Linked DNA regions of Mus musculus: region 1 is linked to region 2. Evidence: chromatin loops called from intact Hi-C (ENCODE). Cell type or tissue: left cerebral cortex. All regions are shown on one strand. Links, peaks and the distances in the headings refer to the core of each region. The heading gives the core; the rest is flanking DNA. Region 1 overlaps Kdm5b (lysine (K)-specific demethylase 5B). Region 2 holds the start of Rabif (RAB interacting factor).

The links. Hi-C counts contacts between places; a loop is a spot of excess contacts. Peaks named below come from ENCODE experiments on the same cell type or tissue, not always from the same donor. Only the 100,000 strongest peaks of a DNase experiment are listed, where the experiment ranks them.
Region 1: it touches region 2 in a loop (2.3-fold over the local background); 1 of 42 quality-filtered maps calls a loop at or near these places.

What each region holds. Positions count from the first base shown.
Region 1 is chr1:134,612,697-134,618,080 of GRCm38, reverse strand. Kdm5b (lysine (K)-specific demethylase 5B) reads right to left here. Exons shown (of 27, transcript NM_152895.2): 15 at 4,712-4,893; 16 at 4,070-4,194; 17 at 2,013-2,163; 18 at 1,778-1,892; 19 at 34-389. Among named protein-coding and RNA genes, the nearest start is that of Kdm5b, 55 kb to the right of the region's middle. In left cerebral cortex, for the core only: no CTCF peak of the experiment used is centred there; no DNase peak of the experiment used is centred there.
Region 2 is chr1:134,492,730-134,498,085 of GRCm38, reverse strand. It overlaps Rabif (RAB interacting factor), which reads right to left and starts at 3,447. Exons shown (of 2, transcript NM_145510.2): 1 at 3,277-3,447. The coding sequence starts at 3,402. In left cerebral cortex, for the core only: CTCF peaks have their summits at 2,913 and 4,327 (motif pointing right); DNase peaks (open chromatin) are centred at 2,948 and 3,484; H3K4me3 peaks cover 1,416 bases; H3K27ac peaks cover 1,255 bases.

The sequences.
Region 1 (5,384 bases), core at 278-5,277, 120 kb before region 2:
CAAAGCTCTAGAGACTGCCTTGTGTTTGTCTACCTTGCTCTGAGGAGACTCTTGGCTTTGTCGTCCCAGTGTTCTGACACTGTTAGCAGCTCCTGCAGGCGGGCCATAGCTTTCTCCACAGCAGAATATGGAGCCAGCCCCACCCCTAAGTCTATGAGTCGTCTCATATCATCCAAAGAAAGGGAGCTGGAGTCCAGGCAAGCCTGCTGAACCTCTTCCAGCCAGCGGGCCTGCTCTAAGCGAATGCGCATCTCAGTGAGCTGTGGAAGCTCAACATCAAATTCAAAGCTGACATCCAGCAACTCCTGTAGCTCGGCAGCGCTAGGCATTTCCTCAGACAGTAGTTTTTGGCTTTGCTGTTGGAAATCTTCCACACGATTCAAGAGATCCTAAAAGAAGACAAAGGCAAACAATCAAAGTCATACCATCAGAATACAAGTTCAGCAGGGTAGTGGTGGTGGGCAACTTTAATCCCAGGCCTCAACAGGCAGAGGCAGGCTGAGTTTGAGGCCAGCCTGGTTTATAGAGCAAGTTCCAGACAGCTACACAGAAAAACCCTGTCTCAGAAAACCAAAAAGAAAAAAAAAAGAGAAGAAAAAAAGAAAAAAAAGAGGAATAATAAAGAAAATAGAAAAAGGAAAAAGAGGTGTAACTTTCTTTACCAAACCATGTTATGTCAGTAATAATGTGAGTAAACAAAGCAACGTAAATGACACCTGAGAGCCCAAATAGGAGGTCATAACATAAAATTTATACCAATGAGAAGAACTGGCTGGTAGTCACTTTTTCTTACTTTAGTTTTGTTTTTTTTTTTCTGTGTATCAGTCTATGTGAGTTTATGTGCATGTGCATTCAGAGGGTATCTGCACCTTCAGGCATTCATGCTTGTGATGAGCAGAAGAGGGCATTAAGAGTTCCCTATTTCTCCGGGCTGGTGAGATGGCTTAGTGGGTAAGAGCACCCGACTGCTCTTCCGAAGGTCCAAAGTTCAAATCCCAGCAACCACATGGTGGCTCACAACCATCCAAGACAACAACAAGATCTGACTCCCTCTTCTGGAGTGTCTGAAGACAGCTACAGTGTACTTACATATATTAATAAAATAAATCTTAAAAAAAAAAATAAAAAAAGAGTTCCCTATTTCTCCAAAGCAGGCTCCCTCCCTGAGCCACATGGCCCTCACAATTTTTTCAGCTAGGAAGCCAACACGCCTTAGCCATAATCCTGCTCTGGGCCCCAGTGGAACTGGAACATGCACAGAAAATTCAACCTCTGGTCATACTGATTGTGTAGCAAGAGCTCAGAACCATCTCTCCAGCTCCGGACTTACTATGGAGCCCAGACTGCCTTCATACTTATGGCAGTTCTCCTGCCTTGGGATCTAAATGTTGAAATTTTAAGTGTGGTTCACCATGCTAGACTCAGTGGTCACTTTCACAATAAAAATCTCAACTTTATCTTCCTTTTAATAGAATCTCCTTATAACCACCCACTATTCCACAAACAAAAATTCAAATATTTGTGAATTATTGGCTCAGGTCAGGAGCACTTGCCACTCTTCAAGAGGACAGAGCAGCAGTTCCCAGCCCCCCATAACAGGTGGCTCACAACCATTGTTAATTCCAGATTTAATATATCTGATGCTCTCCTTTGGCTTCTGCAGAAACACACACACACACAATAACAAATTAACCACCAAAGAGCCAACTGACCAACTTAATGATGTCAATTGAGTATATAAATATACCTGAAGTCCTACAGATCTTTATATGGTTACCTTTAGCAACGGTGTCTGACTAAGGACGCACGGCAGAGCATACAGCTGAGTCACAAACTGTCTAAGTTCATTCACCGTCAGCTGATTCTGAGACTTTCCTCCACCAGATCGATACCTACAAAGACAAGGGCCGGAGAAAGCCATGAAGACACGTGCATTCATTACTCGGAGATGCCAATGGGTTCCTAGGTTCAGGTGCCTCAGAGTCCATTCTCATACAGTCAGAAATAGATACCTTGTTTGCCTTTTGCCATTAAGCAACTGCTGGGCAACAGAGGCACACTTTTCTGCATCCTGCGTGACTAGTCGAAGGTGACGCAAAAGATCATTGTCTGGGAATTTTTTCATTTCTGATTCTTCAATCAAAGCTTTAAAGCTGACAAGACCTAAAACAGAACAAGTCATCTTTCCTGTGATCAAGCTCATAATCACTATTACAGAGCAGAGAAGACTTTCTGTCCATTCTTACCCAGAAATGTAACACAAGCAATGTTTATCTGATTGGGGGGATGGGGAATAGTCTGACAAAGGGTACTTATAGAGTTGGGTCTTCAGGATATAAGTTTAGAATTTTTTTTAAGTGAAAATCTGCTGATTTGTGAAAGAAAAGTAATAGAGATCTACTGTGGTTTAACCCACTTTGTGGTCTTTACTTCACTGTATAGTTGACAAGAAACTGGTGGTGGTGCTCCCTTCCCCTCCATGAAAAGGGAGGGAGGGACCTGCTGATGTACAGAGTGCAGAGAACTGAGTCTGGAGGGAATGGTGGAGGGCAGGCTCAGCAGCTAAAAGCCCTCACTGTTCCCGAGGAGGGCCAGGCTTGGATCCCAGGACCCGCATAATGACTCAGGAGCATATAACCCCAGACCCAGGGACCCAGAGCTCTCTTCTGACCTCTCTAAGCACCCATACAAACACACACACACACACACACACACACACACACACACACACCATAAAGGAGGGAGAATGGCTGGAGGTAACCCAGCCGCTAAGAGTACTTGTTATTAAAGAGGACTCAGGTTCAGTTACAGCACCCACAGAGCAACTCACAATCATCCTCAAGCCCAGCCCTGTTCTGACCTCAGGGTTTATCAGGCACACAACAGAGTAGGCTCAGATACACACGCACACACATACATGCAGGCAAAACACACACATATAGAAGAGAGAAAAAAATAATGATAAGTGCCAGGGACACTAAATTTTGATTAGAACTAGGAAATGTTAAGCCAACATTTCACCAACATTTTAGTATTATACTGCATTTCAAAGAATCCATTTTAACAAAATACATAAAGTTGCTATTATATTCTTAAGATTTTTAAATTTATTCATTTATCTATTTATTTTGGTTTTCAAGACAGGGTTACTCTGTAGCCCTGGCTGTCCTGTAACTCACCCTGTAGGCCAGACTACCTGCCTCTGCCTCCTGAGTGCTGGGTTTAAAGGTGCGTGCTACCACATCCGGCTTGATTTATTTATTTTTATGTGTATGGTGTTTTGCCTACATATATCTCTATACACCATATGTATGTAGTGGCTGGGGAGGACAGAGGAAGCACTATACACCCTCTGACTGACTGTAGTTATAGATAGTTATGAGCCACCACGTGAATGACTGGAATTGAACCCCGGTCTTCTGAAAGAGCAAACAGTACTCTTAACCTCTGAGCCAACTTTCCAGCTCTATTTTGGTTTTCTGGGTCGCCCCCCCCCCCAATTTGTTTTTTGTTTTTTTGTTTTTTGTTAGGGTTTCTCTGTATAGCCCTAGCTGTCCTGGAACTCACTCTGTAGACCAGGCTGGCCTCAAACTCAGAAATCTGCCTGCCTCTGCCTCCCAAGTGGTAGGATTAAAGGTGTGCGCCACCACGGCCCTGCTTTCTATTTGTTTTTGTTTTTTTTTAAAGAAGTTTAGTTTGTTCCTTTCTTTCTTTTCACTACAGGGGGTGGGGCGTCAAAGTGGGGAAATGTGAGCCATGGTGTACATATGGAGGTCAGAGGTGAACTGGTTCAGATGTCACATGGGTTCCAGGAACCTAATCCAAGATCATTGGGCCCGAGAGGCATGTATACTGAGCCACCTCGCTGGCCCCAAAACCATCTTGTATAACCTATATACCCAGGCTTCACTGAGATGTTGAGGCCATCTGCCTCATCCATCTTGGCTAGAACCTTCTGCCAAGGACCTGGATGTAAGATTAAGCAGGAAATTAGGCTGTTTCAAAACGTTGGCTGCAACAAAATCCAACTAGACTTTGCAGCTTGAGTACCACTTTCTGCATTACTTACTTTTCTTCTTATTGATCTTTGCTTCCAAGGCTTCATTCACATTTAAGGCCCATTCATTGTAAGACTCTGCTCGAAGCTTTAATGCATTCATCATTGGATAGAGATCATCCAGAGTGTATCTATACCTGGACACAGAACACAAACAGCAATGAGACGGGCCAGTGGAAAAAACTGGACGTTATATCCTCAACATTCAGAGACCTATAATAACTAAAGACTCAGTGTGGGCTGGGAAGACGGCTCAATTGGTAGAGCAATTTACTTACAAGAACAAGAACCTGAGTTTCAATCCCCAAAACCTATGTGTGGTGGTGATCTAATTAGGAAGGGCCCCCATAGGCTCAAATATTTGAGTGCTTAATCATCATGGAGTGGTGTGACTTGAGAGGGAATCAGAGGTGAATCCTTGATGAAAGTGTGTCAGTGGGACTGGACTTTGGTGTTTCAATTGCTCAAGAAAGGCCCAGTGTCTCTCTCTTCCTTCTGCCTTTGGATATATAACCACATTCACACATAAATATGATCACACACGTGCATACATGTGCACTCAAGCCAGGGCATCAAAAAGACACTTATGCACATGCACACTCAAAATAAATGATTGGATGCTTTCCCAAAGGAAAAAAACTCATCCTTACTTACCGCAGGTTATACTTATACGGGGGGCAAGAACACAATTCTTTCACATGATGTAGGCAAACAAGTAGGCCAGGTTTACAAGAGCAGGAGATGGCAGACATGAAGCATGTAGTTTTGCATTTTATACACTGCCGCTCATCATCTGGCAACAGCTCAAAATCCATTCTTTCAGAATCAATTACTCCCTAAAACAAAATCTATATTAGAGGATTTGAAAGGATAATACAATCTAAAAGACCCAAGAAAATATGTACTATTTAGAACTATATAACCGGGCTGGAGAGATGGCTCAGCAGATAAGAGCACTTACTGCTCTTCCAGAGGTCCTGAGTTCAATTCTCAGCAACTATATGGTTGCTGACAACCATCTGTAATGTGATGCCCTCTTCTAGCGTATCTGAAGACAGAAACAGTATACTCACATACATGAAAAAAAAAAAGAACTAAATAATCTAAAAATAATAATAGCACATTATTCTACTTGTCCAAGGAGAATCCTTCTTTGGATGAGGCAGGTCCTCAAGTCTAACCACTTATTTCTATTTGAGCATTAATAAAATTGTTGATAAATGAATACTGCTGAAGTTAGCAACCTTACACCAAACTTACCTTACAGAAAGATTGGGGCACAGAGAGGAAGAGCTAAAGACACATGCTTTCTATCACAAAGGAAAAG
Region 2 (5,356 bases), core at 1-5,000:
TCAAGGCTGGCGTGGCTTTATAAGACTCTGACTTTAGAAAGGGGGGAGGGGAGGGTAAAACCACAAAATTCTGATCCAGTATATCAATAATAATCCGTTATTCACCCCAGACTAATAGCTTTTATGAAGACCAAATTATTTCCTAAGTTCTCACTATGCACACAGCCTGGGTATAGAAGATACACACGTGGATAGGACACAGGCCCTCAGAGTCTAGTGGTGTAAGTAGCAAAAGGTACCAAGAGGTCAACTGAGGTAGCAGAGGTGCCAGATATTTGCAATGTAGGGTCTAGGGTTTCTGGAACTTTGACTTTCTGAAAAATTGGGCCAAAGAATTCTTAGCTCTGAGGGGTAGCCTCACATGACACAAGACAGCAGCCTACTGAAGTCAGTAATACCCCTTCCCAATTCTTACCATGGAAAATATCTGTGTTTGTCTCTAGACTTTTCCCTTTGGGGAAAAACTTACTCCCAGGTGGAAAACATACTGCCTTAGACTATGAAATGCACGGCAGAGTTATCACCAGGTCCTGCATCATGTCGATGCTGGGATGGTTTTCAGAGCTTTGCCATGCAGACTACACTAGACTACCTTACAGGTGAAAATGCTATGGGCCACCTCTAAGGAGACCTCTTCATGCCCTGTCTCTCTCCAGGTTCTCTTAAATGGTGAAAGGACTGCTTTTTTTTTTTTTTTTTTTAAAGTTTGGTTTTTTTTGAGACAGGGTTTCTCTGTGTAGCCCTGGCTGTCCTGGAACTCACTCTGTAGACCAGGCCGGCCTCAAACTCAGAAATCCGCCTGCCTCTGCCTCCCAACTGCTGGGATCAAAGGCGTGCACCTCCACCGCCTGGCAAGAACTGCTTTTATAATCTTAAAGATTTATTTATTTTTACTTTATGAGCGCTTTGCCTGCATGTGTGTATCATACCCATGTCTGGTGCCTGCAGAGGGTGGAAAAAGATGCTGGATCCCCTAGATCCAACTAACTGGAGCAACAAAGAACTGTGAGACACCTGACATGTGCTTCAAGAACTCTTAACCAGTGAGCCAACTCTCTAGGCCTGGAAGGGCATCTTCGCATCTTCTCTTTGTTTTTAATTTTTTCCTATATTGAGGTCAGCCTACAGAGAGAACCAGACTGCTCAGACACTTTCCTCCTGCCTCCTGGAAGGTCATCCCTAAGAGGGCGGAGTGTCAGCTTGCCTAGACTGGCCTCACAGTAATTTCTCAACAGTCCAGGGAACGACTAAAGAGCCATGTTGACACTTCATAGGGATTCAGTTTTAAAAATGTGTGTTCCAAATGGTTTGTTCTCTGTAAAGGTACTCTGTTGAGAAACAAAATATGATTTGTAATATACAGTTTAATTTGCTTACAGGTTCCCTCCTATGAAACATCTATTTAAAACACATGACACAAAAACTGTAACTATAAACTATCTTTTTTTTTCTTTCTTTCTTCTTTTTGGTCTTTTGAGATAAGTTTGTCTCTGTGTAATAGTCTTGGCTGACCTGGAACTTACTATGTCGACCAGGATGGCCTCTAACTCACTGAGCTCGCCTACCCCACAGAGTGCTGGGATTAAAGGTGTGCACCATCACACCTGACTACTACAAAATTTCTTTTAAGAAATGTCTTGACTTTTTAAAAAAGAGTTACTCAGTTCACAGACAGGGTCTCATTATGTACCCCTTTTAGCTTTGATCTCACTGGGTAGCCAGCCCTAAGTGCTAAGATAGGCGCAGGCCACCACATGCCATTCGGGAACATTTAAGTTTCTGTCAATTTACACAAGCAGGCAAGCTGCCATTCGAGAACAAGAACTGTCCCATATAGGAGGCACTGTGCTCACAGTGCCAAATCTCCCTATTCATCAACTTGGTCAGAAGGAGCAAGCGCAAGGTCATGGAGGTTCAACAGCTCTTCCGGTGTTAATAAGTGCGCAGGTCAGGATCCAGTTCCCTGGCTCAGCTCCATCCCTCCGCAAGGCCACTAACTTTACAAAATAAGTGGAGAACTCTACTACCTGTCCGAGTAGTTCTTATTAAAACGGACTTCCACCCACTCCACAGACAAGGCCATCAGAACACGCTCTTGCAGCAGACACTGCTGTATGTGACTCTCCACCACTTGAAAGAACAGTGGCTTCTTACAAACCATTTATAATGAGGGTCTGAAAGCAATTTAGTTTGTACTATCCAATAGGATCGCATGTTACACTTAAAAAAAAGGGCTCAGAAACTTTTTTTTTCTTTCAGTTTTCTCATTGGGGTGATGGTGGTTTAAGACACTTATTTTAAAACCCTACCATACGCGGCTCATACCTTTAATCCCTAGCAGTGGGGAGTCCAGGTGGACCTCTTAAGTTAGAGGCCAGCTGGGTCTACAGAGCAAGTTCCAAGCCAGCCAAGGCTACATAGGGAGACCCTGTCAAACAAACAAACAACTTAAACACACATACACACACACACACACACACACACACACACACACACACACACACACACACGGGGGTGGGGGACCCTTAGGATTCAGATTCCAGATTACCTCTTATCATCAGGAGTGTGCTTTCTCTTTCACTTTAATTAAAATTTAACTTTATAAACCTTTCACACACACACACACACACACACACACACAAAATCCTACATGAAAAAGTCCTAACTGCAAGAAAAGAATGGTTAACCTTCGAAATCTATTCGAAATGCCTCGTCCTGGGAATTGTATCTCGGGGGACTTAGAAAAGTTGGGTACTAGCAGTCACTCGGTGTGAATTCTCTCCACCAAACTTGATCCTGGAGCTCCTCTGGGGAGAAGCAAATGAGACAAGTAGGGACTGAAAGATGGATAAAAGCTATGGTGGGAAGGAAATCCAGTGATTCTTAGGTGCCCTGGGGCGACACCGAGTGGTGGCTGGAGATACACCTGCGGGGTACAGCAGGTTAGCCAGAGCTCCAGGAAACAGGGGGCTAGGGTTCGTCCCTTAGCTCGCGCAGGATACCCAAAGCCTGGGGGCGGGTGGGCCGCCTAGGACAGGCACACCCTCTGAGGGAGTACTCTGCGAGAGAGAACAGTTTAGGGGACCAGGCAACTGTGCCTCGACACGAGGGTCCCAGTCCCCAACCAAGCCAGTGGGCGGGGCCTCACGACGCGGGGAGGGGCAAAGACGCGCAAGGAAGGGCGCGGTCTCCGGAAACCTGGGAACCAGGAGCAACCCGGAGCCGCTGGGTCGCTCAGGACAGCGCGACTCTAAGCAGCATCAAGCACTTTCCTACCTGCCGGCGAGAGAAAAGAGCAGTCCCTGGCTGCAGCACCCGAGAGCCACAACGCTGGCACAGCACCGCCTTCCGGTTCCGGCCCTCGGCTGACACGAGCTCGTTCTGCAGCTCGCAGGGTTCCATCGCCGTGCCGCCACACCATCAGCCACAACGGCGCACGCGCGATCTGAGCTGGCTCACCCGGAACTACGCTGGCGCAGGTCCCTGGGGGCGCCCCGCCCGTGCCTCTCGCTGTACCTCTGCGCAGGCGTCTGAACTCTATTGCGCAGGCGCCTTTCTCTATTGCCGGACGGAAGTGTCAGGAGTTACTTGTGACAATCCTTTTTCACTATACCTGGTCTCCCAGGCGCCCTTAATATTGGCCTAAGCAAATCACTATGGCTAGCCTTACCACTAACTCTTGGGATATTTCCCTTGCCTCATGAGTAGATGGCGATAATTCGGGTCAGGTCACACCTCAGCAAGATTTAGATACAAAACAATTGCTTTCTATGTAAGAAGTATGTATAATGCTTAGTACATTTAGTGTTGCGAAAAGTGTGATAATATTAAGCCTAGACTAATAGTGGCCATTTATTAGGTAGCAAAGCGTTGCTTATAGTAATTTTGAAAACGTCATTTCCTTAGAGGGTATGCCCTCGGGCATAATACAGGAAGAAGGCTAAGGTTTGCAATGTGTATAGGACATCAGAACGAGGGAATTAAGCCACCTTACTGTTCTAGAATGCAGTCTTGCTCCCCTGTTAGTCCCACATTACATGATGATGGACATTGTGTATGTGAGAATAGTAACCTGAGAAGGTCATAGACTCAAATATAATAGAACAATTTCAGAAATGGATTAGGAAACAGCTGTCTAGGATGTTGGGTCTTTTATCTCTGTATTTGTTTTTCAAGGCAGGGTTGCTCTGTGTAGCCCTGGTTGTTCTCAGACAGATCTGGCCACCTTAGCTGGGATTAAAGGCATGCACAACCACTGCACACCCACTTATTTATTTAAAGATATTTTTTATAAGTGTTTGGCTTACATGTAAGTGCATTGTGTTTGCGCCTGTGGAGACCAGAAGAGGGCACAAGATGTCTGGAACTGGAGTTACTGACTGTTGTAACCTTCCACATGGGTGCCAGGAACCCAGCCCAGATCCTCTGAAAGAACAGTCATCAGCTGGCACTCAACCATGACTCATCTCTCCAGGCCCCGTAGGTATCATTTTAATTAACCATTTGGTTGTCAGGAATGAAAGATTTTAGACACAGGGTACACTAGAAAAGGATCAAATTTAAAGCTGGGCAATGGTGGCACAGCCTTTAATCCCAGCACTTGGGAGGCAGAGGCAGGCAAATTTCTGAGTTCGAGGCCAGCCTGGTCTACAGAGTTAGTTCCAGGACAGCCAGGGCTACACAGAGAAACCCTGTCTTGAAAAAAACAAAAACAAAAACCAAACAAACAAAAAAAGGGATCAAACTTAAGAATGGTTTGTAAACCAGCGACTAAAGCATATTTCTGCGTAGAGAGAGACTGTACTAATGAGATCGGAATGGTAGAATATGCCCCCTCAACACCACGGATCTGATGCATGTTAAGGAAACTGAACTTTACAGTACAAGATATGGAAATCTATGGAGCTTGGGGACAGAAACACATCAATATTTGCCAATAATTGGCTCTATATTAAGCACTGTGGTAACCACATCTGAATTTCAGAAAGAGCTGCTGATAAAGTAGACAGTGGTGGAAAAGTGTAAAGGTTAGGACATCAGTTACTTTACGTCATAAGGGAATGGATTTAACTATGACAGAACTGTGTAGAACTCAGATGATGATCATACAAATAAAGTTTCCCAGGGCTAGGAAACTGATTGATCTTGAGTTCTGTGAACAGCTTGCTTTACAAGCATGAGAACAATTCAGTCATGGTGGCACTAGCGTGTAATCCTAGTGATGGGCAGAGACAAAATTTAGAAATTTTGGGGACTCAATGGCATACGCAAGCCTGGCAACTGCAGTCAGATCCCTGGAACCTGCATAAAAGTCTGAGAGTTGACTCTACTGAATTGTCCTGACTACACACACACA